Linked DNA regions of Homo sapiens: region 2 is linked to region 1. A link is an interaction called in ENCODE POLR2A ChIA-PET data of the cell type or tissue named here. Cell type or tissue: OCI-LY7. All regions are shown on one strand. Links, peaks and the distances in the headings refer to the core of each region. The heading gives the core; the rest is flanking DNA.

Region 1 (16,786 bases), core at 2,994-10,993:
CCACTTATCATAGAGACGACTCAGTAGAACTTGGTCACCTCTAATTAGTCACATTAAGTGACACATGCAGAGTTTTGGAAGTGATGCCTAAGGAAAGGTATTAATTTCTGATCTTTTCTTTTTACCTACAGCTTGTTGACCAAGGAAGAGAAATGGGTCACTAGTATGAATGAGATTGACTGGCTCCACGTTAAAAATTTATGCCAGTTAGAATCTGAAGAGAAGCAAGTTAAAATATCAGCAACTGTTAACACAGTGAGTAGAATATAATTAAAGGTTGGCTGATAGATTTTCAGTTAACAGAATTTTATTTAGAAAACAATACCTTAATCTTTCAGAACAGTTGTCTCAATAGACTTCAGCTCTTAGGAAGTCAGCTTTTTATTTAACATTTGATTATTGCTTGTTTACCTATGTTAGCCCTTAGCATATTTCAAGAAAATACGTGCCTTTTAAAATTTCCTCCAAAGCCTAGAATTAGAATGTGGGAGTTACTCATTTAGTTAGTTCATGGAATTCTCTGGCTCCCACAAAATGAAATTCTTTGGCTTCCTTGAAAATGCTGTTTTCAAGGGTCTTTTCTGTATTTTTTTTAAGCCAAGTATACATATGTTTTGGTTTTGTGTTGTGGACTTCTGTTTTTTAAATTTATCTTAAATTGTTTTACATTATACTCTGTTTTTCTGTAAAGCCAGGTGTTCTTAAAAGGAACTCTTTCAGTTCTCCATTTGAAGACTAGTTTCGTTAAACACCATCTCAGGAAATACCTTTTTATATTTATGTAGTCTCAATTCATTATGGGTTTTTTTTCTATAACAAGTTGAAACTTACTAGAATGTTGTTTTCTTTTATATAAATATTATAATTTCTTAAAGTGTGTTAATATTTACACTGTATGATGAATACACTAAAGTTCAGAAGATCTAGTACCTTGACCCTAAGTGAGAGACTTTGGTGAAGTCCTTTATGACTCACTCTGTTTCTTCTTTTCACAATGTGGGGTGCTGTGGGAGGACAGATTGTCTGACATCGGTTTTACTCCTAAATTTACAAGATTTTGTATCCTAGAGGAAATTAGGTTAAACTGAAAAAGGGAAAGAATCTAAAATAAAGTCATTTAAACAGAAATTTTAAATAGTGCACTCGGGCTGATAGTATACATTTTTATTTATGCTTACTGGCCCCACATTCATCATTCCTGACATAGAGAAATGTGATTGCCTGCAGTTTATTTTGTTTGCTTTCATGAGAAAAGTTACTGGTTTGTCAGCTTATTGCCTTTCAGCTAGTTTCTTTAGTTTCTGTAGTTTTCTACAGTTTCTGTAGTTTTCTGTAGGTGTCCTTTCTGTTCCAATTAACATCAATTTGGTAAAAACTTAACTATGAAGTCCTAAGTTTTTGCTTTTGATCTTATAAAAGGATTTCAGGGATGGAAAAATTTCCAGTGGGCAAAAACTACTAAATGTCAGGTAATTAATATCTCAAATAATTTGTTTATGCACACAGTGACAATCCTCATTTTCATCTCCTCCCATTTTTTACAACTTAGTCATTATTTTATTTCTCTGTTTTAGATGGTGTTTGATATTCGAATTAAAGCCATAAAGGAATTAAAATTAATGAAGGAACTAGGTAATCATTTACATTTTCTTTTCGGTTCTTAGTTTAGCTTAATTTTGGTCTTGAATTGAAGAAAATATAGGAGAATACAAAAAACAGTTTAGGGAGAACTCACATACCTACCACCCAAAATGGACAAATATTAACATTTTGTCATATGTTTGTTTTTGTTTGAAACATTATAAATGAAGTTAAAGTCCCCTGTGTTCTCCTCCTCAGACCTATTCTTTCTCTCCTTCCCCAGATACAATGAGTATATCTGATGTGGGTGTGTATCTAGTCCATGTATTCATGTTGTACTATACTGAATGTATATTCTGCAAACTCACTATTCACTTACCATTAGGCTTTCTGTGACAGCCTTATTAAGATATAATCTACATACCATAAAATTCACTCAGTTTAAGTGTTTAATTCAGTAATCATCAGTAAATGTGTAGAGTTCTATAACCATCACCACAATCCAGTTTTAGAATACTTCCATTACTCCAAAAATATCCCTGTACCCATCTGTATTCCAAGCCCCTGGCAACCACTAATCTGCTTTCTGTCTCTATAGACTTTATTTTCTTAATGTTTAATGTAATTGGAATCATAAAACATATAGTCTTTTGTGTCTGGCTTCTTTCACATAGCATATCATTTTTGAGGTTAGTCCATGATTTAGTACGTATCAATAGCTTGTTCCTTTGCATTGCTGACTAGTCTAGTATTCCATTATATGGATAGTATCACATTTTGTTTATCCTGGACAAACATGAATTGATAGACATTTGGATTGTCTCTACTTTTGTGCTTTTATGAATAATGCCACTATGAACTTTTACACATAAGTCTTGGTGAGGAGATATGTTTTCATTTCTCTTGGGTACATGTACCGGATTGGAATTGCTGGGTCATTTGCAAATTTATGTTTAACTTTATAAGAAACTCTCGCACTATTATCCAAAGTGACTGAACCATTTATACTCCCACTAGCAGTGTGTCAGGGTTGCAGTTTCTACATGTCCTTGTCAATCTGTGATTAATTGTGATTATCTTTTTTTTTTTTTTTTTTTTGAGACAGAGTCTCACTCTGTCAGCCAGGCTGGAGTGCAGTGACACGATCTCCGCTCACTGCAACCTCCGTCTCCCAGGCTCAAGCAATTTTTCTGCCTCAGCCTCCCAAGTAGCTGGGATTACAGGCGTGTGCCACCACGCCCAGCTAATTTTTGTGTTTTTAGTAGAGACAGGGTTTCACCATGTTGGCCAGGCTGGTCTCAAACTCCTGACCTCAGGTAATCTGCCCACCTCGGCCTCCCAAAGTGCTGGGATTACAGGCATGAGACACTGAGCCCAGCCATCTTTTTTTTTTTTTTTTTTTTTTTTTTTTTTAGAATCTGTTACTGGTTTGGTTTTGACTTTTAAAAAAAAAAACATATTTTGAGCACATTTTTTATTGTTATTTTTTCCATAGGTTATTGGGGTACAGGTGGTGTTTGGTTACATGAGTAAATTCTTTAGTGGTGCTTTGTGAGATTTTGGTGCACCTATCACACGAGCAGTATACACTACACCCTATTTGTAGTCTTTTATCCCTCATCCCCCTCCCACCCTTCCCCCCAAGTCCCCAAAGTCCACTATATCATTCTTGTGCCTTTGTGTCCTCATAGCTTAGCTCCCACGTATCAGTGAGAACATACGGTGTTTGGTTTTCCATTCCTGAGTTACTTCACTTATAATAATAGTTTCCAATCTCATCTAGGTCACGGCAAATGCCATTAATTCATTCCTTTTTATGGCTGAGTGGTATTCCATCATACACACACACACACACACACACACACACACACACACACACACACCACAGTTTCTTTATCCACTCATTGATTGATGGGCATTTGGGTTGGTTCCATGATTTTGCAATTGCAAACTGTGCTGCTATAAACATGCATGTGCAGGCCGGGCACAGTGGCTCACGCCTGTAATCCCAGCACTTTGGGAGGCCGAGGCGGGGAGACCACAAGGTCAGGAGATCAAGACCATCCTGGCTAACATGGTGAAACCCTGTCTCTACTGAAAAATACAACAAAAATTAGCCAGGCGTGGTGGTGTGCGCCTGTAGTTCCAGCTACTGGGGAGGCTGAGGCTGGAGAATGGCGTGAACCCGGGAGGCAGAGCTTGTAGTGAGCCGAGATCGCGCCACTGCTCTCCAGCCTGGGTGACAGAGCGAGACTCCGTCTCAAAAAAAAAAAAAAAACAAAAAACCATGCATGTGCAAGTATCTTTTTTGTATAATGACTTCTTTTCTTCTGGGTAGATACCCAGTAGTGGGATTGCTGGATCAAATGGTAGTTCTACTTTTAGTTCTTTAAGGAATCTCCACACTGTTTTCCATAGTGGCTGTACTAGTTTATGTTCCCACCAGCAGTGTTGAAGTGTTCCCTAATCACCATATCCACACCAACATGGCCATTCTACTGAATGTGAATTAGTATCTTAATGCATGTAAATTTAGCAAGAACTCAAAATCATATACAGAAATTCATTGCCTTTTTACCTACCAGCAACAACAACAACAAAATCGACATCAAAATTAAGAAAACATTTATAATAGCATAAAATATTATGGGATACTTAGACATAAATGAACAAAATATGTGCAAGACCTGTACACTAAAAACTAGAAAATACTGCTGTGAGATATTTAAGAAGACCTGAATAAATAAAGCAATATACAACATTCACAAATCAGACAACACAATATTCTTTTTTTTTTTTTTTCAATTCGAGACGGAGTCTTGCTCTGTCCCCAAGGCTGGAGTACAGGGCAGCAATCTTGGCTCACTACAACCTCTGTCTCCTGGGTTCAAGCGATTCTCTTGCCTCAGCCTCCCGAATATCTGGGTTACAGGCACCTGCCACCACGTCCAGCTAATTTTTCTTTTTTTTTTTTTTTGAGATGGAGTCTCGCTCTGTCACCCAGGCTAGAGTGCAGTGGTGCGATCTTGGCCCACTGCAACCTTTGCTTCCCGGGTTCACGCCATTCTCCTGCCTCAGCCTCTCGAGTAGCTGGGACTACAGGTGCCCGCCACCAGGCCCGGCTAATTTTTAGTGGAGACAGGGTTTCACCGTGTTAGCCAGGATGGTCTTGATCTGCTGACCTCGTGATCCGCCCGCCTAGGCCTTCCAAAGTGCTGGGATTACAGGTGTGAGCCACTGCACCTGGCCAGATGATACAGTATTCTTAAGAGGATAATTCTTCCCCATTTGATGTGTAGATTTAATATATTCTTACACAGAATCTTAACATTTTTTAAAGAAATTGACAAGCTGACTCTACAATTTTCATGGAAATACAAATAATTTAAAGTGGCCATAACACTTTTGAAAACAAGAGAACAAAGTTGGAAGAGTTACACTATCTGATTTCAAGGCTTACTCTAGACAGTGTATATTGGCATACAGGTAGACATATAGAGAGGAGGTCAGCAAACTATGGCCTACAACCTGTTTTTTTTCAGCCAGTGGGCAAAGAATGGTTTTCGCACTAGTAAAGGGCTGTTTAAACAAGAAGCATGTGCAACAGAGATCACATGTGGCCCGTGAAGCCTAAAATATTTACAGTGGAACTCAGAGAATCTAGAAATAGGTGCGTAGTCATTGACTTTCAACAAAGGTGCCAAGGTATTTTCATGCAGAGAGATAGCATTTTTTCAACAAATAGTGCTGGGCCATTTAGATATTTGTATGTGCAGAAATGAACCTCAAGCTTTACTTCGCCTGATGCAAAAATTAAATGGATCATACAACTAAAAGTTAAAACCTAAAACTACAAAATTTCTGGGAGAAAACATATGAGGAAATCTTTGTTACTTTATCATAAGGAAAGGTTTTTGTATTAAAGATAGGACTCAAAAAGCACAAACCATGGAAGAAAAGCCTAATTAATTTACATTAAAATTTTAAACTTCTACTCTTCAAAAAGCATTTGAAAAGGCAAGCCACAAACTGGGAGAAAATATTTATGAAACACATATTTGACAATCAACTTACATTCAGAATATTAAAGAAAAAAAAAAACCCTTGTAACCTAACCCAGGTTTAGAATCTTGAACAGACACTTTACAAAAGAAGACGTACCTATGAATGACCAGTAAGTACAGGAAAAAATGCTCAGAATCATTAGCAATCAAATTAAAACCAAATGACACCCTACTGTGCACCCAGTGGAGTAAATAAAACTTAAAATGTTAAGTCAACCAAGTGTTAGCAAGGATGTGGAGCAACTGGAACTCCCATATATTGCTGATGGGAAGGTAAAATGGGTAAGCCACTTTGGAAAAGTTAGCTTATTTCTTATAAATTTAAACATCCACTTACCAATTCTACGTCTAGGTATTTACTGAATAAGAGTTAAAACATATATCCTTATAAAGACATAAATGTTCCTAACCCCAAACTGGAAGCAATCCTAAAGCCCATGAGCAGGCGAATGGATGAACAAATGATGGTGTATTTAAGCAATGGATACTGTTCGTCACTGAAGAGCAAGGCACTGCTAGTTCCACCACATACAACACATGAATGCATCTCAAAGTCATTATGCCAAGAGAAAGAAAGTAGATGCAAAAGAGTACACATTGTGTGGTTCCATACATAGGACACTTTAGACAAATAAAATCTAAGCTGTAGTTACAGAAGGCAGATCAGGATTGGGAGGGAGGAAGAGGGATTGGCTGCAAATTGACAGGGAGTTTTAGGGGGGATGATGCAAACTATACCTCAGTTTGCTGGTGGTTACCAGATGTTTAGGTACTTATCAAACTATTAACTGTACATTTAAACCAGATGTATTTTATTATAAGAAAATTATAACTCAGTAAAGTCCATTAAAAGTCATTGGTTTATTAAATGCATAGTTTGCTGTCATCCCATGAAACTTGTCTCCCTTCTTCCACTCTTGCCCCTCTCCAAACCATTTGATCATCGTCAATACGTGTGAATTAGATCCTGTCACTCCTCCGCACAAAGCCCTTTAGTGCTTTCCATTGCACTTAGGTTAATTCCTTAACCTAGCCTACAAGAACCTGAATAATTTGACCCCTGCTTAACTGTAACCTTGTGATCTGCTTTTCTGCGTACTCACAACTCACTTCCCATGCTGACTTTTCTGCGTTTCTCAGTGCACAAGCTCTCTTTAACCCCCAAGACTTCTTAGTGCTCAGTCTCTCTTTCAAGTCTCTTCCCTTTGCTTTTAACTTCAGCTGTTTATTTGGTCTTATATGAGATGTTCCTTCTCCTTTCATCCCTGACCACACAGTCCCAGTTAATCTTGCTGATGTACTCTCCTAACACCCTGTACTTTTCCTTCATAGCATTTATCACTGTAGCTGCCCTTTTATTTGTGTTTTTAATATCCACCTCCCCCATTAGACAAGGTTCTGTGAGGACTGAGTTTACACTGCTTTGCTTACCACTGTATTTCCAGTTTCTAGCACAGTGCCTGGCACGTAGCCAATACACAGTAAGTACCTGTTCAGTGAAAACCAACAGATTTTAAAGAGACAGTATTTTAAAAGCACTTTTTAAGTTGGGGAACTCTTTAAGTAAATTGTTTCCGTCGACAAGAGATTTATGTGAGAATTGTATGCTAGCCTCATATTACTGTAATACAAGATATTGAACTCAGGAATCTCAGAAAGGGATTCTGCTGTGGTCTAATAAAGTTAGAACTTCTAAGGCTCAGACTATTGTTGTCTATACAGAACACTCAACCTTCCCCCACCCCTCCAATTTATGTCCTACTTTTTAAGAATTCTGTTTGAACTGAAAACTTGGTATGCCCCTTCCAAGCACCAGGGGATCTTGAGGAAATATATTCTTCCAAAGCAAGAATCTGTATCCTCAAACATAGCACATGCTGGCCGATTTAATAAGCATAAAATCACCCAACATATTTTAAATATAGGCAGTCTGCTTGTACTGCTCTGACATGCACGAATTTCATTACTACCATTTAGTTATATAACATCAATCCCCCAGCAAGATGGTTAAAATTTCAGCAACCATGGTATATGGTATATTAACTGTAACTGAATAAAGTACACACTTGACTGCCAGCTCTTCAGGGCACAATTCATCACATAAATAACACATGTGCACCACAAGCAGTAACCATTGACTTCATTTCTTTCAAGTCTGGTGGTTTGTCACTGCATGTACACTTCATTACACAGACAGCAAAGCATGTAGTTGTGTTGTAGTGCTAAACCCACCATGACATTTTACAAGAATACATAATCAAAAGAGGGAATTGACCAACAGAGAAGAAAGTACACAAAGAAACAAAAGTATATGGAGTTATAGAAGCAGCAGCTACCTCTGGGAATGTTGACCCTGCAGTCACTCAAGAGACTCTAGATATTGGAAGCTGATCCAAACTTAGAAAGGAGTATGACAGTTTGCCACAGGACAGGAAAAATGTCACTCTATATTATAAGCTATGCAATGAGAAGAAACCAAGCCCTGCTTAAACGACTCTTTATATGTAATTTACAAAGACAGAAAACATTTTAATTCTCAAAGATTCTAGTATTTTAAATTATAGTATAAATATTGGTTTTACTGTTTTTTCCTTTCCCAATACATGTATAATATTAATAACGAAGAGGGTTTTAAATGTTTCAACAAAAATTTTTAAGTGTCATGGAACGATTGTAATTTTTCCATTGATTATTAATATTGTTTTGCACAGTTTGACCAGGTACTTTTAGTCTTGCACTACTGCACAAAACAAAGACTGCCTGTACTTATTTTGGGGGTTTTTTCTTTGGTTGTTGGGGGGTTTTTGGTTTGTTTTTGTTTTTAGCTTTCTGTAGTTTTCTGCTAATTAACACAATAGAGCATCTCTCTTTTGTTTTCTGTGTTTGATGCTGTAACCAGCTTCCTTTTATTTTGATAATAGGATGAAGGTTATTAATTCCTAGCTCTCTAAGAAAAATAATATTCCTTTTATATATAGCTGACAACAGCTGTTTGAGACCTATTGATAGAAATGGGAAGCTTCTTTGTCCAGGTAAATCTTTTTGATAACTTTCAAAAGGTGGCTTATACTCGTCTGTCTTTCTTGATAAATAGTGGCCTCCAATACCTAATATTTAAAAATTACCTTTTGGAAACTGATTTATAGGACATATTTTCTTCCAGGTATCTTACCTTTATATTGCAGAAATCCTTAACCAGAAACAAACACTTCTGTTTTCTAAATGAAACACCATTCTTTCTGATTATCCGATTCTCATTTTACTCACGGGTTTGATCTAGTTATATTTTTTCCAGCTTTATTTTCAAAATTTTTCCATTTTTTTGTGAATTTTATTGCGATACCAATTATGAAATAAAATCTTCAGTTCTCATCTCTGTATCACCTCTTACCATTAGATTTAATTTAGTCATGGATGAGCCTAATTATTGATGGTAATAACAATCTCAACTTTAAACTTGGAAGAAGCTACTTCTTCATTTATGGATTGATTTGGATTATCTGGCTTTTAATCTATATAAACAACAGCTCTTTGAACAAGTCATTTTTATTAAGTAGGAAACTAGACTTTCATAGCTTCCATTTAGCATTGTTACATAGAAAACAGGAAGACAATATCTTAAGAGTATGGAAATTGAAAATCAAACCTAATCTTAGTGCATGTAATCCTTTTGTCTGAAGTGCAACTCATTTTTCTTCTTTCTTGATATTCTTGATTTTCAAAGAAATACTGATTTCAGCATTTATTTTTCTTAGAGAGCTAGGAATTAATAACCTTCATCATATTATCAAAATTTTTTTAAGTGCCGGACAGCTATACTTTGAAGGAAGCAGAATTGAAGATGGGAAGTTCATTGGGACTGTGTCTTGGAAAAGCACCAAGTTCGTCTCAGGTAAAATAAGGTCACCTGTTTCAAAACAAAATCAACCCTTCCATAACCAGAATTATAACTAGTACCTTAGCTACTCCAGTAATATTGTTTTTCTCTAAAAGTTTTTTCTTAAATCATACATTTTATTTTAGGAATATATCCTTATAGTTCTAGATGTTTAAATATAAAATATTATGCCAAAGCATATTTATGTTTCTTTTTCTGTGAAGATTTTGTGGTTAAAAGGAATCTTTGATGCTGAGTGGCCACCACTTTCAACCACTATATTTCCTAAGTTCTAAGATACACCTTCTTTTTCTCACATTTTTACATCTGTGAGATTAGGTTGCATCTTACAGTCAGGGACGTTCTGCAGTTATAGCTGGCACTGGTACAGAAAATAGTAAGTCTAACACTCAGTAGCATTTTAGGTTGAATGAAACACAGTTTATTAATTTTAGACTTAATTACTCTCTGCACTAATAGTCTCAGAGCAGCCTCCCTTTCCCCTTGTCTTTAACAGTGTCCATTTTCAGTATAAAACACCATCAGGTTTGACCTTTGCCAGAAGCCATACCCAGCTAATCAGCTTATTACAGTGCAGAAATCATAAGGATATTCTTATTGTGAATACCCTGTAGCAGGGTAATCTGGACTCAAATCAGGTTGCCCATGGTTCCCAAATTCACTTCATTACTTTCCCAACCACTTCCCCCTTAACTTGCTTTCCCCTGAACCGTAGCAAATAGTAGTGCATGACAAGCTGATAGGAGGGAAAACATGACAAGTGAGGTTGAGTTAGAAAGGAAAAGCAGGGCTATGAGGAACTGAATAAGAGATCAGATTTGTATTTTTCCTTTGGAGTCTTGAGAATTGTAATATTTGAAACCCTTGGCAGAAAATAAAATCATAACCAAGTGACTCAGAAAAAACATACTAATGCTAACTGTGTGTAGTAATTACAAATTCCTTTTGGGAGTGATCGAGACAGAGATGGAGATCATAGTAGAAGAAATAGTGTATGTTGGCCGGGCGCGGTGGCTCACATCTGTAATCCCAACCCTTTGGGAGGCTGAGGCGGGTGGATCACCTGAAGTCAGGAGTTCAACACCAGCCTGGCCAACATGGTGAAACCCTGCCTCTACTAAAAATACAAAAAATTAGCCAGGCGTAGTGGCATGCACCTGGAATCCCAGCTACATGGGAGGCTGAGGTAGGAGAATCGCTTGAACTTGGGAAGCAGAGGTTGCAGTGAGCCAAGATCGCTCCACTGCACTCCAGCCTGGGCAACAAGAGCAAAACTCCATCTCAAAAAAAAAAAAAAAAAAAAAAAAAAAGAAAGAAAAAGAAGTAGTGTATGTGGGAGACATTTATTAGGAGTAAAAAACATTGATGATGAAGCAATTTATACTTCTGGGTAGGCATAATTATTGCTTAAATTGTAACATTAATCATAGTCGTATTTTCATATAAATTGAGATTTTTTGTTAAAGTTTCATGGGCCCTTGGCTTTACATTTTTGAAAGTAAATAATACATTTATTGGATTTTTAAATTCAGATTAAATTGCATTTACACATCTGTCTTGTTATTAGTTGTTCCTGTTTTTTGCAATGGGGAGTGACGTTCAACCTGGGACAGAAATGGAAATCGTAGTAGAAGAAACAATATCTGTGAGAGATGTAAGTAATTTTACCTTTTGTTTTCAGAGGCTGTGTGTGTTTGTATGTTTGCTGTGAGGAACAGTGGTATCCTGTGTTAAGATTTGGAGGTCCTAAACTAGGCCTGATATGGTGTACTTCAGAGAATTATATGTACTCACTAGAGGAATTATTTTGGGAGCTTGAAAATTGGTGAACCAACTGGATTTTTTTTTTTTTTTTTTTTTTTTTAGAGAGTCTCAACTCTGTCACCCAGGCTGGAGTGCAGTGGCATGATCTCAGCTCACTGCAACCTCTGCCTCCCGGGTTCAAGTGATTCTCCTGCCTCAGCCTCCTGAGTAGCTGGGATTACAGTTACCTACTACCACACCCAGCTAATTTTTGTATTTTTAGTAGAGATGGGGTTTCTCCATGTTAGCCAGGCTGGTCTCAAACTCCTGACCTCGAGTGATCCACCCGCCTCGGCCTCCCAAAGTGCTGGGATTACAGGCATGAGCCATTCCACTCGGCCTCAACTGGAAATTTTAAATAAGATTACAATTTTTTTCTTTCTATCAATAATAGTTTTTTATTATAGAAATGTTGAATGTGCAGAAATTGATTAAAAGAAAAAAATGAAAACCTATCATTATTCTTTATCCTACCAATATTAACATTTTGGCATATTTTTTCTAGTATTTATATACACACACAGTGGTATGAATGTTTGTATATATGTGTGTATGTGATAAAGTAAATAATTATATTGCTGTTATTGAGAACTGAGACCTTTAGTATTGGAAAACAGAGAGACAAATAAAATCAGTGTGGTTTAAAAAAACCTGTTCTCCTGAATTTGAAATAGAAAAATCTGAATGAGCTTCATATATTTTTTCTTAAAAAATTTTTTTTCCAGCTCTGTCCCCTGATACAGGTTGGAAAGAGTGACCAACCTGGTAGCAGCAGAGTACCCCTGGCACCCAGATTATGGCTGCCAAATACCATTTTCTACAAACAGGAACCAGGGCATCTTAGAATAATGGCTGGTTATATATCTAGGTCAGGAAATAAGATGAGCCTGAAACATCTTACCATCACAGAAAGCAGTGAAGCCGCTATCCAAGACCATTGGAATCATCAAAGAGATTGAGGAGCCCACTAGTCAAAGATGAGACAATTTGAACTTGACTGAGAAAAATAATAAAAATTAATTGAAACAAGTACATAAAATCTGTAAATCTGTGAGTTCATAATGATCCTATACAAAAATGTGCAGTTACCTATAATGGATGCTAGGCAATCATAAAGGTAAAAAATAAAGCATTTTTTTTCCTGTTTTTCCCTTGCAAACTATATCCCAGGGTAGCTAAGCAGATAATGATAAGTTTTATTTATAAACATATTCCAACTAATAAATGAAGGCATTTTAGAATTTTACATTTTTTCAACTCCTAATAAATTAATGAACCTAGGCAAGGATCCTCAAAGATTGCTAGCCCCAAAAAAGAGCAACACTCAGACAACATAGAAATTCAGAACAATACCCATGCCCTTATTGCAAAAAACCAAACAACTGGACCTGAATCTGAATAAGCCTCTAGGTCTAATTACCAATTTATAGGAAATACAGGAGGCAGAGGAACAGGTTAAATTCATCACAGGTCTGCAATTAGCCAAATGTAGATCAGAAAACTCTTCTACAAAAGATAAATTGCAGGGGACAAGGACAACCTATAGGTCAAAAGAGGCTTAAAAGACATAGCAACCAGTTGCAATGTATGGACTTCTTTGGACCCTAACTCAAGCCAAAGGAACTTAAGTAATAATTTAAGAGAAAGTAGAGAAATGTGAACATTAGTTGGATATTTGCTGGTATTAAGAAATTCTTAATTTTTTAGCTGTCATAATCATTTTAGGTTTTTAAAAATATCTTTTAGAGATGCATAATAAATATTTACAGATGAAATTATATATCTGGCATTTGCTTCAAAAAATTCTGGGCAAGGGCAGGGAAAGTGGGTTATTGACACATAAAACTGGCCATGGCAATATGAGTTGAGCATCCCTGATCCCAAAATCCAAAATCCAAAATGCTCCAAAATCTGAAACTATTTAAAAAAAATTAAATTGACACGTATTTATGGGGTACATTTTAATATTCTGGTACATATATGTGTTGTATAATGATTAAATCAGGGTATTTAGCATACTCATTACCTCATGCACTTAGCATTTCTTGGTGGTGAGAACATTCAAGAGCTTTTCTAACTATTTTTTAATATACAATCCTTACTGTTAACTATCATCACCCTACTGTACAATAGAACACTAGAGCTTATTCCTTCTATTAGATTGTAACTTTGTACCTGTTGACCACCCTCTCCCATCCTCCCCTTACATCTCCCCCTCAGTCACTAGTAACTGCTGTTTTACTCTCTGCTTCTACGATGTCAACTCTTTTTTTTTTTTTTTAAGATTCCACATATGAGTGAGGTCATATTACCGATCAGCCTTTCTGTGCCTGGCTTCGTTCACTTAACATGATGTCTTCCAGGTTCATCCATGTTGTCACAAATAACAGGATTTTATTCTTTTTTATGGCTGAATAGTACCCTGTTGTGTATATATACCACATTTTCCTTACCTATTCATCCACTGTTGGATGCTTAGGTTGATTTGATATCTTGGCGATTGTAAATAATGCTCCATTAAACATGGGAGTGCAGATATCTCTTTGACACACTGATTTCATACCCTTTGGACACATACCCAGTAATGGGATTGGTGAATCACATGATAGTTCTATGTTTATTTTTGTGAGGAACATCTGTACTGTTTTCTATAATGGCCGTACTAATTTACAGTCTCACCGACAGTGCATAAATGTTCCCTTTTCACCACATTCTTGTAAATACATGTTTTCTCTTGTTTTTTTAATAGTAGCCATTCTAACTGGAGTGAGATGGTACTTCATTGTGGTTTTGATTTACATTTCCTTTATGATTTGTGATGTTGAGCATTTTTTGTGTGCGTACCTGTTGGCCATTTGTATGTCTTTTGAGAAATGTTTACTAAAGTCTTTTGCCAATTTTTATATCAGGTACTTTTTTTTTGCTGTTGAATTGTTTAAGTTCCTTATATAATATATTCCGGATATTAACTCTTTGTTAGATTTTTTTTTTAAGACAGTCTTTCTCTGTCACCCAGGCTGGCATGCAGTGGGGTGATCTCAGCTCACTGCAACCTCCACCCCCAGGGCTCAAGTGATCCTTCCATCTCAGCCTCCGAAGTAGCTGGGATCGCAGGTATATGCTACTATGCCCAGCTATTTTTTTTTTTTTTTTTTTTTTGTATTTTCGGTAGAGGCAGTGTCTCACCATGTTGCCCAGGCTGGTCTTGAACTACTGAACTCAAGTGATCTGCCCATCTCGGCCTCCCAAAGTGCTGGTATTACAGGCGTGAGCAACCCCGCCCAGCTCCCTTTGTTAGATTTATACTTTGCAAACATTTTCTCCCATTCTGTAGGTTGTCTCTTTACTCTGTTGTTTCTTTTGCTGTACAAAAGCTTTTTAGTTTGCTATAATCCCATTTGTCTATGTTCTTTTGTTGCCTGTGCTTTTGAGGCAACCAAAGCTTATTTTAAAAATTCTTGCCTAATCCAGTGTCATAGTGTTCCCCCTATGTTTTCCTTTAGTAGTTTCATTGTTTTGGGTTTTACATTTAAGCATTTAAACCATTTTGAGTTGATTTTTGTATTTAGTGAGAGTTAGGGAATCTAGTCTCATTATTCTGCATGTGGAGATCCAATTTTCCCAGAACCATTTGTTGAAGAGACTATCATTTTCCCAATGTGTGTTCTTGGCACATCTATCAAAAATTAGTTGGCTGTTAAGTTTGTGAATTTATTTCTGGGCTCTTTATTCTGGTGCTTTGGCCTATGTGTCAGACTTTTTGCCAGTACCCTGCTGTTTTGGTTACTTTTGCTTTGTAGTATATTTTGAAGTAAGGCAGTATGGTGCCTCCAGCTCTGTTCTTTTTGCTCACAATTGCTTTGACTATTTGGGTTTTTTTGTGGTTCCTTATGAATTTTTTCATCCTTGGGATGAATACCACTTGATAATTATGAATGGTCTTTTTAACGTGCTTGTTAAATTCAGTTTGCTAATACCTTGTTGACAGTTTTTCATCTATGTTCATCAGGGATATTGGCCTATAGTTTTCTTTTTTTGTTGTTGAATCTACATCTGGTCTTGGAATCAGGATAATGCTGGCCTCATAAAATGAGTTTGGAAATATTCACAACTTTTCAATTTTCTGGAGTAGTTTGAGGAGAATTGATATTCTTTAAATGTTTGGTAGAATTCAGCAGTGAAGCCATTAGGTCCTCAGCTTTTCTTTGATGAAAGACTTTATTACTGAAAGCATTTTCTCACTTGTTGGCCTGTTCAGATTTTCTATTTCTTCATCATTTAATCTTAGTATATTGTATATGTCCAGGAATTTATCCATTTCTTCTATGTTTTTAAATTTATTGGCAAGTAGTTGTTCATAATAGTCTCTTATGATCCTTTGTATGTCTGTGGTATCAATTGTAATGTCTGATTTTCATCTCTGACTTTATTTGAGTCTTCACTCTTTTTTTCTTAGTCTAGCTAAAGGTTTGCCAATTTTATCTATTAAAAGAACCAGTTTTTAATTTTGTTTCTCTTTTGAATTGTTTTGTTAGTTCCTATTTTGTTTATTTCTGCTCTGAGCTTTATTATTCCCTTCTGCTTCTTTTGGGTTTAGTTTGTCCTTATGTTTCTAGTTCCTTGAGGTTCATGGTTAGGTTGTTTAGTAGAAATCTTTCTTCATTTTTGATCTAGGCATCTATTGCTGTGAACTTCCCTCTTAGAACTGTTTTTGCTGTATCCCATGGGTTTTGGTATAATATGTTTCTATTTTAGTCTCAAGGCATTTTAAAATTTCCCTCTTACTTTCTTCATTGACTTATTGGTTCTTTGGAAGCGTGTTTAATTTCCATGTATTTGTAAGGTTTTCAAAGTTTTTCTTTTTGATTTCTAGTTTTATCGTGGTTAGAAAAAATACTTGATATGATCTCTGTCTTGTTAAATGTATTAAGACTTGTTTTGTGGTCTAATGTATGCTCTATCATGGATAATATTCTCTGTGCAGTTGACAAGAATGTGTATCCTGCAGTTGTTGATGGACTGTTCTATAAATATCTGTTAGCTCCGTTTGGTCTATGGTGAAGTTTAAGTTTAATGTTTCTTTGTTGATTTTCTGTCTCGATGATCTTTCCATTATTGAAAGTGAGGTGTTGAAGTCCCTACTATTATTGTATTGCAGTCTTGTTCCCCTAGAGGTCTAATAATATTAGCTTTATATATTTGGGTGTTCTGGTGGTGTTTGCATATATATTTACAATTGTTATATCCTCTCATTGAATCCCTTTATATCATTATAAATGACATAATAATGATATATAGTGATTATATAACAAGTTATTATATAATGACCTTCTTCTACAATGACCATTATCAATTATAATGACCTTTTACAGTTTTTGAGTTAAAGTCTATTTTACCTGACATAAATGTGGCTACTCTTGCTCACTTTTGGTTTCTATTT
Region 2 (16,786 bases), core at 5,520-13,519, 60 kb before region 1:
ACCAATGTCTAGCCAGGCTGATTGGAAAAAAAAGACAGAAGATATAAATTACCAATACCGGGAATGGGAGAGGTAGTATCACCATAGATTCTACAGGTATTAAAATGATAAGAGAATATGGACAAATTCATGCCAATAAAATCTACAGCTTATATGAAATGGACAAATTTCTTAAAAGACACAAGCTGTCAGACTTTACACAAGAAGAAATTAATAACACAAATGACATAATCTGTACCTTTTAAATTCAAATTGAATTTTGAATTCAAATGCTCCCAGAAACAAAAAGGTAAAGTTCAGATGACTTCACTGATAAATTCTACCAAACACTGAAGGAAGAAATAATACCAGTTTCTCACAATCTAGTCCAGAAAACAGAGGGAGGAGCCAAGATGGCCGAATAGGAACAGCTCAGGTCTACAGCTCCCAGCGTGAGCAACGACGCAGAAGACAGGTGATTTCTGCATTTCCATCTGAGGTACCCGGTTCATCTCACTAGCGAATGCCAGACAGTGGGCGCAGGTCAGTGGGTGCGCGCACCGTGCGCGAGCCGAAGCAGGGCGAGGCATTGCCTCAGTCGGGAAGCACAAGGGGTCAGGGAGTTCCCTTTCCGAGTCAAAGAAAGGGGTGACGGACGGCACCTGGAAAATCGGGTCACTCCAACCCTAATACTGCGCTTTTCCGACGGGCTTAAAAAACGGCGCACGACGAGATTACATCCCGCACCTGGCTCGGAGGGTCCTACGCCCATGGAGTCTCGCTGATTGCTAGCACAGCAGTCTGAGATCAAACTGCAAGGCGGCAACGAGGCTGGGGGAGGGGCGCCCGCCATTACCCAGGCTTGATTAGGTAAACAAAGCAGCCGGGAAGCTTGAACTGGGTGGAGCCCACCACAGCTCAAGGAGGCCTGCCTGCCTCTGTAGGCTCCACCTCTGGGGGCAGGGCACAGACAAACAAAAAGACAGCAGTGACCTCTGCAGACTTAAATGTCCTTGTCTGACAGCTTTGAAGAGAGCAGTGGTTCTCCCAGCACTCAGCTGGAGATCTGAGAACGGACAGACTGCCTCCTCAAGTGGGTCCCTGACCCCTGACCCCCGAGCAGCCTAACTGGGAGGCACCCCCCAGCAGGGGCACACTGACACCTCACAGAGCAGGGTATTCCAACAGAGCTGCAGCTGAGGGTCCTGTCTGTTAGAAAGAAAACTAAAAAACAGAAAGGACATTCACACCAAAAACCCATCTGTACATCACCATCATCAAAGACCAAAAGTAGATAAAACCACAAAGATGGGGAAAAAACAGAATAGAAAAACTGGAAATTCTAAAAAGCAGAGCACCTCTCCTCCTCCAAAGGAACGCAGTTCCTCACCAGCAACGGAACAAAGCTGGAGGGAGAATGACTTTGACAAGCTGAGAGAAGAAGGCTTCAGATGATCAAATTACTCCAAGCTACGGGAGGACATTCAAACCAAAGGCAAAGAAGTTGAAAACTTTGAAAAAAATTTAGAAGAATGTATAACTAGAATAACCAATCCAGAGAAGTGCTTAAAGGAGCTGATGGAGCTGAAAACCAAGGCTCGAGAACTACGTGAAGAATGCAGAAGCCTCAGGAGCCGATGCAATCAACTGAAAGAAAGGGTATCAGCAATGGAAGATGAAATGAATGAAATGAAGCGAGAAGGGAAGTTTAGAGAAAAAAGAATAAAAAGAAATGAGCAAAGCCTCCAATAAATATGGGACTACGTGAAAAGACCAAATCTACGTCTGATTGGTTTACCTGAAAGTGATGGGGAGAATGGAACCAAGTTGGAAAACAGTCTGCAGGCTATTATCCAGGAGAACTTCCCCAATCTAGCAAGGCAGGCCAACATTCAGATTCAGGAAATACAGAGAACGCCACAAAGATACTCCTCGAGAAGAGCAACTCCAAGACACATAATTGTCAGATTCACCAAAGTTGAAATGAAGGAAAAAATGTTAAGGGCAGCCAGACAGAAAGGTCGGGTTACCCTCAAAGGGAAGCCCATCAGACTAACAGCGGATCTCTCGGCAGAAACCCTACAAGCCAGAAGACAGTGGGGGCCAATATTCAACATTCTTAAAGAAAAGAATTTTCAACCCAGAATTTCATATCCAGCCAAACTAAGCTTCATAAGTGAAGGAGAAATAAAATACTTTACAGACAAGCAAATGCTGAGAGATTTTGTCACCACCAGGCATGCCCTAAAAGAGCTCCTGAAGGAAGTGCTAAACATGGAAAGGAACAACCGGTACCACCCGCTGCAAAATCATGCCAAAATGTAAAGACCATCAAGACTAGGAAGAAACTGCATCAACTAACGAGCAAAATAACCAGCTAACATCATAATGACAGGATCAAATTCACACATAACAATATTAACTTTACATGTAAATGGACTAAATGCCCCAATTAAAAGACACAGACTGGCAAATTGGATAAAGAGTCAAGACCCATCAGTGTGCTGTATTCAGGAAACCCATCTCACATGCAGAGACACACATAGGCTCAAAATAAAAGGATGGAGGAAGATCTACCAAGCAAATGGAAAACAAAAAAAGGCAGGGGTTGCAATCCTAGTCTCTGATAAAACAGACTTTAAACCAACAAAGATCAAAAGAGACAAAGAAGGCCATTACATTATGGTAAAGGGATCAATTCAACAAGAAGAGCTAACTATCCTAAATATATATGCACCCAATACAGGAACACCAAGATTCATAAAGCTAGTCCTGAGTGACCTACAAAGAGACTTAGACTCCCATACATTAATAATGGGAGACTTTAACACCCCACTGTCAACATTAGACAGATCAATGAGACTGAAAGTCAACAAGGATACCCAGGAATTGAACTCAGCTCTGCACCAAGCAGACCTAATAGACATCTACAGAACTCTCCACCCCAAATCAACAGAATATACATTTTTTTCAGCACCACACCACACCTATTCCAAAATTGACCACATAATTGGAAGTAAAGCTCTCCTCAGCAAATGTAAAAGAACAGAAATTATAACAAACTATCTCTCAGACCACAGTGCAATCAAACTAGAACTCAGGATTAAGAATCTCACTCAAAACCGCTCAACTACATGGAAACTGAACAACCTGCTCCTGAATGACTACTGGGTACATAACGAAATGAAGGCAGAAATAAAGATGTTCTTTGAAACCAAAGAGAACAAAGACACAACATACCAGAATCTCTGGGATGCACTCAAAGCAGTGTGTAGAGGGAAATTTATAGCACTAAATGCCCACAAGAGAAAGCAGGAAAGATCCAAACTTGACACCCTAACATCACAATTAAAAGAACTAGAAAACAAGAGCAAACACATTCAAAAGCTAGCAGAAGGCAAGAAATAACTAAAATCAGAGCAGAACTGAAGGAAATAGAGACACAAAAAACCCTTCAAAAAATTAATGAATCCAGGAGCTGGTTTTTTGAAAGGATCAACAAAATTGATAGGCCGCTAGCAAGACTAATAAAGAAAAAAAGAGAGAAGAATCAAATAGATGCAATAAAAAATGATAAAGGGGATATCACCACCGATCCCACAGAAATACAAGCTACCATCAGAGAATACTACAAACACCTCTACGCAAATAAACTAGAAAATCTAGAAGAAATGGATAAATTCCTCGACACATACACTCTCCCAAGACTAAACCAGGAAGAAATTGAATCTCTGAATAGACCAATAACAGGATCTGAAATTGTGGCAATAATCAATAGCTTACCAACCAAAAAGAGTCCAGGACCAGATGGATTCACAGCCAAATTCTACCAGAGGTACAAGGAGGAACTGGTACCATTCCTTCTGAAACTGTTCCAATCAATAGAAAAAGAGGGAATCCTCCCTAACTCATTTTATGAGGCCAGCATCATTCTGATACCAAAGACAGGCAGAGACACAACAAAAAAAGAGAATTTTAGACCAATATCCTTGATGAACATTGATGCAAAAATCCTCAATAAAATACTGGCAAAACGAATCCAGCAGCACATCAAAAAGCTTATCCACCATGATCAAGTGGGCTTCATCCCTGGGATGCAAGGCTGGTTCAATATACACAAATCAATAAATGTAATCCAGCATATAAACAGAGCCAAAGACAAAAACCACATGATTATCTCAATAGATGCAGAAAAAGCCTTTGACAAATTTCAACAACCCTTCATGCTAAAAACTCTCAATAAATTAGGTATTGATGGGACGTATTTCAAAATAATAAGAGCTATCTATGACAAACCCACAGCCAATATCATACTGAATGGGCAAAAACTGGAAGCATTCCCTTTGAAAACTGGCACAAGACATGGATGCCCTCTCTCACCACTCCTATTCAACATAGTGTTGGAAGTTCTGGCCAGGGCAATTAGGCAGGAGAAGGAAATAAAGGGTATTCAATTAGGAAAAGAGGAAGTCAAATTGTCCCTGTTTGCAGATGACATGATTGTATATCTAGAAAACCCCATCATCTCAGCCCAAAATCTCCTTAAGCTGATAAGCAACTTCAGAAAAGTCTCAGGATACAAAATCAATGTACAAAAATCACAAGCATTCTTATACACCAACAACAGACAAACAGAGAGCCAAATCATGAGTGAACTCCCATTCACAATTGCTTCAAAGAGAATAAAATACCTAGGAATCCAACTTACAAGGGATGTGAAGGACCTCTTCAAGGAGAACTACAAACCACTGCTCAATGAAATAAAAGAGGATACAAACAAATGGAAGAACATTCCATGCTCATGGGTAGGAAGAATCAATATCGTGAAAATGGCCATACTGCCCAAGGTAATTTACAGATTCAATGCCATCCCCATCAAGCTACCAATGCCTTTCTTCACAGAACTGGAAAAAACTACTTTAAAGTTCATATGGAACCAAAAAAGAGCCCGCATCGCCAAGTCAATCCTAAGCCAAAAGAACAAAGCTGGAGGCATCACACTACCTGACTTCAAACTATACTACAAGGCTACAGTAACCAAAACAGCATGGTACTGGTACCAAAACAGAGATATAGATCAATGCAACAGAACAGAGCCCTCACAAATAATGCCACATATCTACAACTATCTGATCTTTGACATACCTGAGAAAAACAAGCAATGGGGAAAGGATTCCCTATTTAATAAATGGTGCTGGGAAAACTGGCTAGCCATATGTAGAAAGCTGAAACTGGATCCCTTCCTTACACCTTATACAAAAATCAATTCAAGATGGATTAAAGACTTAAACGTTAGACCTAAAACCATAAAAACCCTAGAAGAAAACCTAGGCATTACCATTCAGGACATAGGCATGGGTAAGGACTTCATGTCTAAAACACCAAAAGCAATGGCAACCAAAGACAAAATTGACAAATGGGATCTAATTAAACTAAAGAGCTTCTGCACAGCAAAAGAAACTACCATCAGAGTGAACAGGCAACCTACAAAATGGGAGAAAATTTTCGCAACCTACTCATCTGACAAAAGGGCTAATATCCAGAATCTACAATGAACTCAAACAAATTTACAAGAAAAAAACAAACAACCCCATCAAAAAGTGGGCGAAGGACATGAACAGACACTTCTCAAAAGAAGACATTTATGCAGCCAAAAAACACATGAAAAAATGCTCATCATCACTGGCCATCAGAGAAATGCAAATCAAAACCACAATGAGATACCACCTCACACCAGTTAGAATGGCAATCATTAAAAAGTCAGGAAACAACAGGTGCTGGAGAGGATGTGGAGAAATAGGAACACTTTTACACTGTTGGTGGGACTGTAGTTCAACCATTGTGGAAGTCAGTGTGGCGATTCCTCAGGGATCTAGAACTAGAAATACCATTTGACCCAACCATCCCATTACTGGGTATATACCCAAAGGACTATAAATCATGCTGCTATAAAGACACATGCACACGTATGTTTATTGTGGCATTATTCACAATAGCAAAGACTTGGAACCAACCCAAATGTCCAACAATGATAGACTGGATTAAGAAAATGTGGCACATATACACCATGGAATACTATGCAGCCATAAAAAATGATGAGTTCATGTCCTTTGTAGGGACATGGATGAAATTGGAAATCATCATTCTCAGTAAACTATTGCAAGAACAAAAAACCAAACACCGCATATTCTCACTTGTAGGTGGGAATTGAACAATGAGAATACATGGACACAGGAAGGGGAACATCACACTCTGGGGACAGTTGTGGGGTGGGGGGAGGGGGGAGGGATAGCATTGGGAGGTATACCTAATGCTAGATGACGAGTTGGTGGGTGCAGCGCACCAGCATGGCACATGTATACATATGTAACTAACCTGCACAATGTGCACATGTACCCTAAAACTTAAAGTATAATAACAATAATAAAAAATAAAATAAAAAAATAAAATAAAATATAATTCAGATGGAAAAAAAAAAAAACAGAGGCATGCGAAATATCCTGATTCATTCTGTGAGACCAACATTACCACAATACCAAAACAAGATAAAGATGTGACAATATAGAAAAACTACAGACCCTCATGACCTTAGATACAAAAATGTAAAACAATATTTTAGCAAATCAAATTCAATAATGATATGGTTTGGCTGTGTCCCCACCCAAAGCTCATCTTGAATTGGAACTCCCACAATTCCCACGTGGCGTGGGAGGAACCTGGAGGGAAGTAGTTGAATCATGGGGACGGGTCTTTCCCATGCTGTTCTCATGACGGTGAGTAAGTCTCACGAGATCTGGTGGTTTTAAAAATAAAAGTTTTCCTGCACAAGCTCTCTTTCTTTGCCTGCTGCCATCCATTAAGATGTGACTTGCTCCTCCTTGCCTTCTGCCATGATTGTGAGGCCTCCCCAGCCATGTGGAACTCTAAGTCAATTAAACTCCTTTCTTTTGTAAATTCTCCAGTCTCAGGCATGTCTTTATCAGCAGCATGAAAACAGACTAATACAGTCAATTTGTACCAGTAGAGTGGATTGCTACTGAAAAGATACCTAAAAACGTGGAAGCAACTTTAGAACTGGGTAACAGGCAGAGGTTGGCACAGTTTGGAGGGCTCAGAAGAAGACAGGAAAATGTGGGAAAGTTTGGAACTCCCTAGAGATTTGTTGAATAGCTTTGCCCAAAATGCTGATAGCAATATGGACAAAAAAGTCCAGGCTGAGGTAGTTTCAGATGGAGATGAGGAACTTGTTGGGAACTGGAGGAAATGTGATTCTTGTTATGCTTTAGCAAAGAGACTGGCATCATTTTGCCCTGACCTAGGGATTTGTGGAACTTGAACCTTAGAGAGATGATTTAGCGTATCTGGTGTGAGAAATTTCTAAGCAGCAAAGCATTCAAGAGGTGACTTAGGCACTGCTAAAGGCATTCAGTTTTAAAAGGGAAACAGAGCATAAAAGCTTGGAAAATTTGCAGTCTGACTATGTGATAGAAAAGAAAATCCCATTTTCTGAGGAGAAATCCAAGCCAGCTGCAAAAATTTCCATAAGTAATGAGGAGCCAAATGTTAATCCCCAAAACCATGGGGAAAATGTCTCCAGGGCATGTCAGAGGTCTTCATGGCAGTCCCTCCCCACCACAGGCTGGAGGCCTAGGAGGAAACAATGGTTTTGTGTGCCAGGCCCAGGGCCCCCTGCTGTGTGCAGCCTAGGGACTTGGTGCCTTGCATCCCAACTGCTCCAGCCGTGTCCAAAAGGAGCCAAAGTACAGCTCACACCATGGCTTCAGAAGGCGCAAGTGCCAAGCCTTGGCAGCTTCCATGTGGGGTTGAGACTGTGGGTGCACAGAAGTCAAGAATTGAGGTTTGGGAACCTCCCCCTAGATTTTAGAGGCTGTATGGATATGCCTGGATGTCCAGGAAGAAGTTTGCTGCAGGGGCAGGACCCTCACAGAGAACCTCTGCTAGGACAGTGCAGAAGGGAAATGTGGGTTTGAAGCCCCCACAAAAAGTAACGACTGGGGGACTGCCTAATGAAACTGTGAGAAGAGGGCCACCATCCCTCCACCCCAGAATGTTAAGTCCACTAGTAGTTTGCACCGTGCACCTGGAAAAGCCACAGACACTCAATGCCAGTCTGTAAAAGCAGCCAGGAGGGAGGTTGTACCCTGCAAAGCCACAGGGGCAGAGCTGCCTAAGACCATGGGAACCCACCTGTTGCAACAGCAAGACCTGGATGTGAGACATGGAGTCAAAGGAGATCATTTTGGAGTTTTAAGATTTGACTGCCCCACTGGATTTTGGACTTAATGTAGTCCCATTATTTTGGCCAATTTCTCCAAGTTGAAATGGCTGTATTTGCCCAATGCCTGTACCCTCACTGTACCTACGAAGTAACTAACTTGCTTTTGACTTTACAGGCCCATAGGTGGAAGGGACTTGCCTTGTCTCAGATGAGACTTTGAACTGTGGACTTTTGAGTTAATGATGAGACTTTGCGGGACTGTTGTTAGGGCATGCTTGGTTTTGAAATGTGAGGACATGAGATTTGGGAGGGGTCAGGGTGGAATCATATGGTTTGGCTGTGTCCCTGCCCAAATCTCATCTTGAATTATAACTCCCACAATTCCCACATGTTGTGGGAGGATCCTGGTGGGAGGTAATTGAATCATGGGGGTGGGTCTTTCTCATGCTGTTGTCTTGATAGTGAATAAGTCTCACAAGTTCTGATGGTTTTAAAACAGGAGTTTCCCTGAACAAGCTCTCTTTCTTTTCCTGCTGCCATCCACATAACATGTTACTTGCTCCTCCTTGCCTTCTGCCATGATTGTAAGGCCTTCCCAGCCATGTGGAACTGTTAAGTCCATTAAATTTCTTTCTTTTGTAAATTGCCCAGTCTCTGGTAGGTCTTTATAAGCAGCATGAAAATGGACTAATACAAATAATATTTTAAAATATGTAATACATAAAAAATCATAAACCACAAGCAAATGAGAGTTATCCCTGGGATGTAAAGCTGGTTTTAACTTTAGAAAATTAATCAAGGTTGTACAGTCATGTTCACAGCAGCTTAACTCACAACAGCCAAGAGGTGAATGCAACCCAAGTGCCCATCTCCATATGAGTGCATAAGCAAAATCTGGTAACAATGGAATAAAATTCAGTCTTAGAGAAGGAAATTCTGACACATCCTACAACATAGATAAACCTTGGGAACTTTGTGCTAAGTTAAATAAGCCAGTCACAAGACGACAACTGGTTTAATCATTCTACTTGTATAAGGCACCTAAAATAGTCAAATTCACAGAAGCAAAGAGAGGAATGGTAGTTGCCAAGGGCTGGGAGGAGGGAGAATGAGGAATTATTGTTTCATAGACCCCAAGCTTCAGTCTAGGAAGATGAAAAGAGTTCTAGAGATAAATGGTGATATCGGTTGCACAGCAATGCGAATGTCCTCAATACTGCACTGTGCACTTAAAATGGTTAACATGATAAATTTTATGCTATGTGTATTTCACCACAATTAATGATAAGATAAAGAATTTTTGTAATAATTGGTCAGGCATGGTGGCTCACACCTGTAATCCCAACACTTTGGGAGGCCAAGGTGTTTGGATAGCTTGAGTCCAGGAGTTCAAGACTAGCCTGGGGAATGTGGTGAAACCCCATCTCTACAAAAAAATACAAAAATTAGCCGGGTGTGATGATGTGTGCCTGTAATTCCAGCTACTAGGGAAGCTGAGGTGGGAGGATTGATTGAGCCCATGAGGTCTAGACTGCAGTGAGCCATGATTGCCCCACTGTACTCCAGCCTGGGTGACAGAGCAAGACCCTGTCTCAAAAACATACATACATACATAAATATAACAAAAAATTATTCAATGTAAGACACTAAATAAATAAACCAGAAAAGAAAACCATGTAGTCATCTCAGTAGGCGTAGGAAAAGTGTTTGATCAAATTCAACATCCATTCTACATTTTTGCTTTTCTTTTTCTTTTCTCTTTTTTTTTTTTTTTTAAGACAGGGTCTCACTCTGTCACCCAGGCTAGAGTGCAGTAGCACAATCACAACTCACTGCAGCCTTGGCTTCTGAACTCAAGCAATCCTCCCACTTCAGCCTCGCAAGTAGCTGGGACTACAGGTACATGACACCGTGTACAGCTGATTTTTAAATTTTTTTGTAGATAGGGGGTCTCACCATGATGTCCATGCTGGTCTGTAACTCCTGGTCTCCATTGATCCTCCTGCCTCAGCCTCCCATGAGCCACTATGCCCAGCCTATTCTTGTTCTGTTTTGTTTTGAATGCGGAAGTTCAGGACAGGCCCTTTTGGAGCTCATAAATGTGGTCACCTGTCTCATGTCACCTCTCTGCTTCATGACCCTCATAGGCACAAGGCAGCAGCTGAACCTACAGCTGCTCCACCTTTCTCATGCTCCTCTGTCAGCTTCTCCCATACCTGAGACAGGTATGTGATTAGCTCTGTGAGGAAGGGTGCCAGCTTCTTCTGAAGGCCATCCACATTTTCAAGGTAGGAGGCATTGAGAACTGTCCAAGTTCCAGTCCCTTCTGTGGGTCCTGGATTCTCCTCGCTGTCCCCACTTTACATCCGTCTACCCTTCCTGAAGACCCACCCTGGGGTCCTTAAGCTCCAGCATCAGACACCAAGGCCATTTGCAGCGATCGTCCAGCCAGCTCCCACCATGCCTGTGGCCAATCCCTCACCATGTATATGCATAGCGGCTCTGCTTCTCTCACTAAACCCTGACTGCTATAGACTGGAAGCAGGGTCTGTGGCAAAGTAACACCTTGTACAATTCTTGACTCGAAATACAAGGGGCAGAAGGGAGAGGGGCAAGGGTAGAGTCTAGACCACAGCTCTATTGCAGTTTCTGCAGGAAACACAGATAGGGCAGGAGAAACAGTTTAGGACAGGCTAGTTTGAATAATTTCAGTGGGCTCTGAGCTACAAGGGTGGGCCCTTTGCTGTCTCTAAGAATTAACTGACCTGCAGAGGGACACTGCATCCCCAGTAAGAAAGTGACTTTAAGACGCAGAAACATTACAACATACAGAAAATGTAAAAATACAAATAATATAGCAAGTATGCTTTCTTTTCTCATGACTAAATACCTAGCAATGGAATAGCTGTGTTCTATGGTAGGTGTATGTTTACCTTTTTTTTTTTTTTTTTTTTTTTTGAGATGGAGTCTCGCTCTGTCGCCAGGCTGGAGTGCAGTGGCACGAATCTTGGCTCACTGCAACCTCTGCCTCCTGGGTTGAAATGATTCTCCTGCCTCAGCCTCCCGAATAGCTGGGACTACAGGCATGTGCCACCACACCCAGCTAATTTTTGTATTTTTAGTAGAGATGGGGTTTCACCGTGTTGGCCAGGATGGTCTCGATCTCTTGACCTCATGATCCACTTGCCTCGGCCTCCCAAAGTGCTGGGATTACAGGCATAAGCCACTGTGCCTGGTTGGTGTATGTTTACCTTTTAAAGAATCTGCCAAATAATATTCCAAAGTGGCTGGACCCATGTCCCCTCCCACCACCAGGATCTCTTCACACTCACCAGCACCTGGTGTCTTAGTTTGTTTGTATTGCTATAAAGGAATATCTGAGGCTAGGTAATCTACAAAGAAAACATGTTCCTTGACTCATGGTCCTGGAGGCTGAATAAGACACATGGCGCTAGCACCTGCATCTGGTGAGAGACTCGGGCTACTTCCACTCATGGCAGAAGGTGCCGATCACATGGTGAGAGAGAAGCAAGAGAAAAAGAAGGGAGGTGCCAGGCTCTTTTAAACAATCAGCTCTTACTGAAAGTAATAGAGGGAGAACTCACCCATTACCGAGAGGAAGGCACCAAGACATTAATGCAGGATTCACCCCCATGACCCAAACACCTCCCACTAAGCCTGACCTCCAACACTGGGGATTAAATTTCATCATGAGATTTGGAAGGGACAAATATCTAAACTGTATAATTTGATATTGTCAGTCTTTTTCCTCTCAGCCATTCTAATGGGTGTGTAAATTGTGGTTTTAATTTGATTTCTCTAATCACTACTGGTGTTGAATGTCTTTACATGTGCCTGCTTCCCATCTGTATACCTTATTTGGTAAATGTCTGTTCAAATCTTTGCACATTTTTAAAAAAAAATTGGTTTATTTTCATTTCTCTTCATTGAATTTTAAAGGTTCTTTATACATTTTGGATATTTCTTCTTTACCACATGCATGCACTGCAAATATTTTTTCCCAGTCTGTGGATTTTTTTTCCATTCAACTTTTTACTTTGGAATAAATTTAGATTTACAGCAAGTTTGCAACAAATAGCACAGAAAATCCCCAAATATCCTGTACGGGTTTCCCCTATCGTTAAATGTTATGTTACTGTAGCATATTTATCACAACTCATTAACCAACATTTGATACATTATGATGAACTAAAGTCTATGTTTTCTTCAGATGTCATTAATGTTTACCTAATGTCTTTTTCCATTTCTGAGATCCCATCCAGGATACCACATGACATTTAATCATTTAATCATATGTCTCCTTCACCTCCTCTAGCCTGTGACAGTTTCTTAGACTTTCCTTGTTTTTGATGACTTTGACAGTTTTGAGAAGTTCTGGTCACTTTTTCTGTAGAACGTTCCTCGGTTTGAGTTTGTCTAATGTTTTCATCATAGACTGGGGTTATGGTTTTTGGAAAGAAGACTACAGATGTAATGTCTTTTCTTGCTTTCTTGGGTATGGGATATCCAATTGCTGAAAAGACTATTCTTCTCTCCACTGAATTGCCTTTGCACCTTTGTAAAAACTTGGTTATTCATACAACTGTGTATTTCTGGACTTTCTATTCTGTTTCATTGACATATTTATGAAATATTTGATTACTATCCTTTGTAGGAGGTCTTGAAATGAGTCAGTGTTCACTCTCTTTTTTTTCTTGTTTTCCATTGTTGTTTTTGCTATTGTAGGTCCGTTACATTTCCATAAGAATTTTAGAATCAGTTTGCCAATTTGCACAAAAAAAAAGCCTGCTGGGATTTGGTTGGGATTGTATTGAATTTATAGATGAACTGGGAGAACTGACATCTTAAAAATTTTGAGTTTTTCAATTCATGAACATGACTGTGTATTTAGGTCACTCATTAAAGTTTTGTAGTTTTTAGTGTACAGTCTTTCACATCTTTTGTCAGATTTAGCCCTAAGTATTTCATATTTTTATGCTATTTTGAGTGGTATTTTCATTCCAATTTTCAATTGTTCATTGCTGCTACAGCTGACCCTTGAATAAAGCGAGGATTAGGGGCACCAACTTCGTGCAGTCAAAAATGAGCATAGAACTTTTGACTACCCTAAAACATAACTACAGTAGCCTACTGTTTGCTGGAAGCCTTGCCAATAACATAAAGTCAATTAATAAATATTTTGTGTAATATATGTATTATATGCTGTATTTTTCTTACAATAAAGTCTGCTAGAGAAAAGAAAATGTTAAAATTCATAAGGAAGAGAAAAGATCTTTACTGCCAGGCGCGGTGGCTCAGGCCTGTAATCCCAGCACTTTGGGAGGCCAAGGCGGGCAGATCACCTGAGGTCAGGAGTTCGAGACTAGCCTTAACATGGTGAAACCCCGTCTCTACTAAAAATACAAAAAATTAGCCGGGCGTGGTGTTGCATGCCTGTAATCCCAGCTACTCGGGAGGCTGAGCCAGGAGAACTGCTTGAACCTGGGAGGCAGAGGTTGCACTGAGCCGAGATCACGCCATTGCACTCCAGCCTGGGCAACAAGAGTGAAACTCCATCTCAAAAAAAAAAAAAAAGAAAGAAAAAAAGAAAAAGAAAAGATCTTTACTATTCATTAAGTGAAAGTGTATCACCATAAAGGTCTCCATGCTCACTGTCTCCCATTGAGTGGGCTGTTGAGGAGGGGTGGGGGTAGGGGGAAGTTGGTCTTGCTGTTTCAGGAGTGGCAGAGGGGGAATTGGTGGAGGAGGTGGAAGGGGAAGCAGGAGAGACAGGCACACTCAGTTTGACTTTATGGAAATACATCATAATTACTGTCTGATAGTTTTGCTTTTTCAATTCTTTAAAAATGCCTGAGCTGTGCGCAGTGGCTCACGCCTGTAATCTCCGCACTTTGGGAAGCTGAGGTGGGTGGATCATGAGGTCAGGTGTTTGAGACCAGCCTGGTCAACACAGTGAAACCCCATCTCTACTAAAACTACAAAAAATTAGCTGGGCGTGGTGGCGGGCACCTGTAATCCCAGCTACTTAGGAGGCTGAGGCAGGAGAATCACTTGAACCTGGGAGGCAGAGGTTGCAGTAAGCCAAGATCGCACCACTGCACTCCAGCCCAGGTGACAGTGCAAGACTCTGTCTCAAAAAAATAAAATAAAAATAAATAAATAAATAAAAATGCTTGCATACAGTACTAATCCTTCTTCTACTATTTGCTTTAGTTTCAATGCCCGTATCATAGAAGGGTCCAAGTTGTAAAAGAAGTCAAAAGCAGTCTTAAATAATCAGAACCCTTCTGCAAGATTGTCTAATGTCAATTCATTTTCTGACAGTGCTTCTTCTATATCTTCTTCCTCATTCTCTGGTACTGATTCAAAAGCACTCATCTCCATCAAGTCATCTTCTGTTAATTCCTCAGATGTGGTATCTATTAACTCTTGAATTTCCCCAAGATCTAGATCTTCAAACACTTTATGCCTCTTTTTTTTTTTTTTGGTGCCATATCCACAATCTCTTCCATGACTTCCTTGATAGGCTGTTGTAAATCCTGTGAACTCACACACAACATCTGGAATCTGGACGCAGTTTTCTTCAGCACTAATGTATTGTTTGGGGCTTGATGGCTTTCACAGCTTTTTCTGTAACAACATGGGCTTCTTCAATGGTGTAATCCTTCTGGACTTTCACGATATTCTCCCTGTTGAGATTCTCTTCCATAGTGTTGACACCCCTTTCCATAGAAAACCGTACGTAATGAGCCTTAAAGTTCCTTATGACCCCTTGATCTAAGGGCTGAATTAGACATGTTGTGTTTAGGGGCAAGGAGGCCACTTTGGTGCTCTCATTGCAGAATCTATGGGGTTCTGGGTGGCCAGGGACATTGTCCAATATCAAAAGCAATTTAAAAGGAAGTCCCTTACTGGCAAGGTACTTCCTGACTTCAGGGACAGAGCATTGGTTTTCATGGAACCAAACCAGAAAAAGTGTTTTCGTTGTACAGGGCTTTTTATCATAAAACAAAAAGACTTGCAGCTGGTGTTTATCTTTTCCCTTAAAGGCTCAGGGATTAGCAGCTTTATAGATGGCACATTTGAAAGCACTTTGGTAAATAGGTGTGTAGTGAGAAATACAGTATGAAAAGAATGTTGGGACCATCAGCGAACTAAGAATCAAAATAAAGAATTTCCACAGTGGATGTTGAGAAATCGTGGAAGCTTCTTTAGCAGAGAGGTTTGAGCTCAAAGTGCACCTTAGATGGATAGTGCATCTTATAGTGACGTGCAGGAAGGGGTGTGTAAAACGGGAGTCCACTGAAAAGGCTATCATCCTAATGCAGGTGAGATTTCATGGGGATCTGATAGGAGGAGAGGAAGCTATGGAATGAAAGGATTGTCCAGACAATACTTTGACATGCCATTAGTTTGATTCACAGACGAAAGACAAAGATATAAGATTATATAAATATAATCTTATATCTTTATAAATGTGACCACTCATTCATTCATATTTATAAGATTATATAACTATAATCTTATATAAGGTTATATAACTATAATCTTATATAAGGTTATATAACTATAATCTTATATAAGGTTATATAACTATAATCTTATATAAGGTTATATAACTATAATCTTATATAAGGTTATATAACTATAATCTTATATAAGGTTATATAACTATAATCTTATATAAGGTTATATAACTATAATCTTATATAAGGTTATATAACTATAATCTTATATAAGGTTATATAACTATAATCTTATATAAGGTTATATAACTATAATCTTATATAAGGTTATATAACTATAATCTTATATAAGGTTATATAACTATAATCTTATATAAGGTTATATAACTATAATCTTATATAAGGTTATATAACTATAATCTTATATAAGGTTATATAACTATAATCTTATATAAGGTTATATAACTATAATCTTATATAAGGTTATATAACTATAATCTTATATAAGGTTATATAACTATAATCTTATATAAGGTTATATAACTATAATCTTATATAAGGTTATATAACTATAATCTTATATAAGGTTATATAACTATAATCTTATATAAGGTTATATAACTATAATCTTATATAAGGTTATATAACTATAATCTTATATAAGGTTATATAACTATAATCTTATATAAGGTTATATAACTATAATCTTATATAAGGTTATATAACTATAATCTTATATAAGGTTATATAACTAATCTTATATAAGGTTATATAACTATAATCTTATATAAGGTTATATAACTATAATCTTATATAAGGTTATATAACTATAATCTTATATAAGGTTATATAGCTATAATCTTATATAAGGTTATATAGCTATAATCTTATATAAGGTTATATAGCTATAATCTTATATAAGGTTATATAGCTATAATCTTATATAAGGTTATATAGCTATAATCTTATATAAGGTTATATAGCTATAATCTTATATAAGGTTATATAGCTATAATCTTATATAAGGTTATATAGCTATAATCTTATATAAGGTTATATAGCTATAATCTTATATAAGGTT

Evidence for each region. ChIA-PET counts read pairs that join two places held together with the same protein. Peaks named below come from ENCODE experiments on the same cell type or tissue, not always from the same donor. Only the 100,000 strongest peaks of a DNase experiment are listed, where the experiment ranks them.
Region 2: POLR2A ChIA-PET joins it to region 1 with 7 read pairs; 5 of 35 experiments call an interaction of 5 or more read pairs at or near these places.

Annotation. Positions count from the first base shown.
Region 1 is chr2:233,504,460-233,521,245 of GRCh38, reverse strand. It overlaps USP40 (ubiquitin specific peptidase 40), which reads left to right. Exons shown (of 32, transcript NM_001365479.2): 17 at 132-255; 18 at 1,575-1,632; 19 at 8,624-8,677; 20 at 9,449-9,537; 21 at 11,111-11,197. Among named protein-coding and RNA genes, the nearest start is that of USP40, 54 kb to the left of the region's middle. In OCI-LY7, for the core only: no CTCF peak of the experiment used is centred there; DNase peaks (open chromatin) are centred at 6,785, 7,105, 7,415, 7,795 and 1 weaker place; H3K4me3 peaks cover 2,165 bases; H3K27ac peaks cover 2,929 bases.
Region 2 is chr2:233,567,462-233,584,247 of GRCh38, reverse strand. No RefSeq gene overlaps it. Among named protein-coding and RNA genes, the nearest start is that of USP40, 9.1 kb to the right of the region's middle. RefSeq lists an enhancer at 610-1,200. In OCI-LY7, for the core only: no CTCF peak of the experiment used is centred there; no DNase peak of the experiment used is centred there.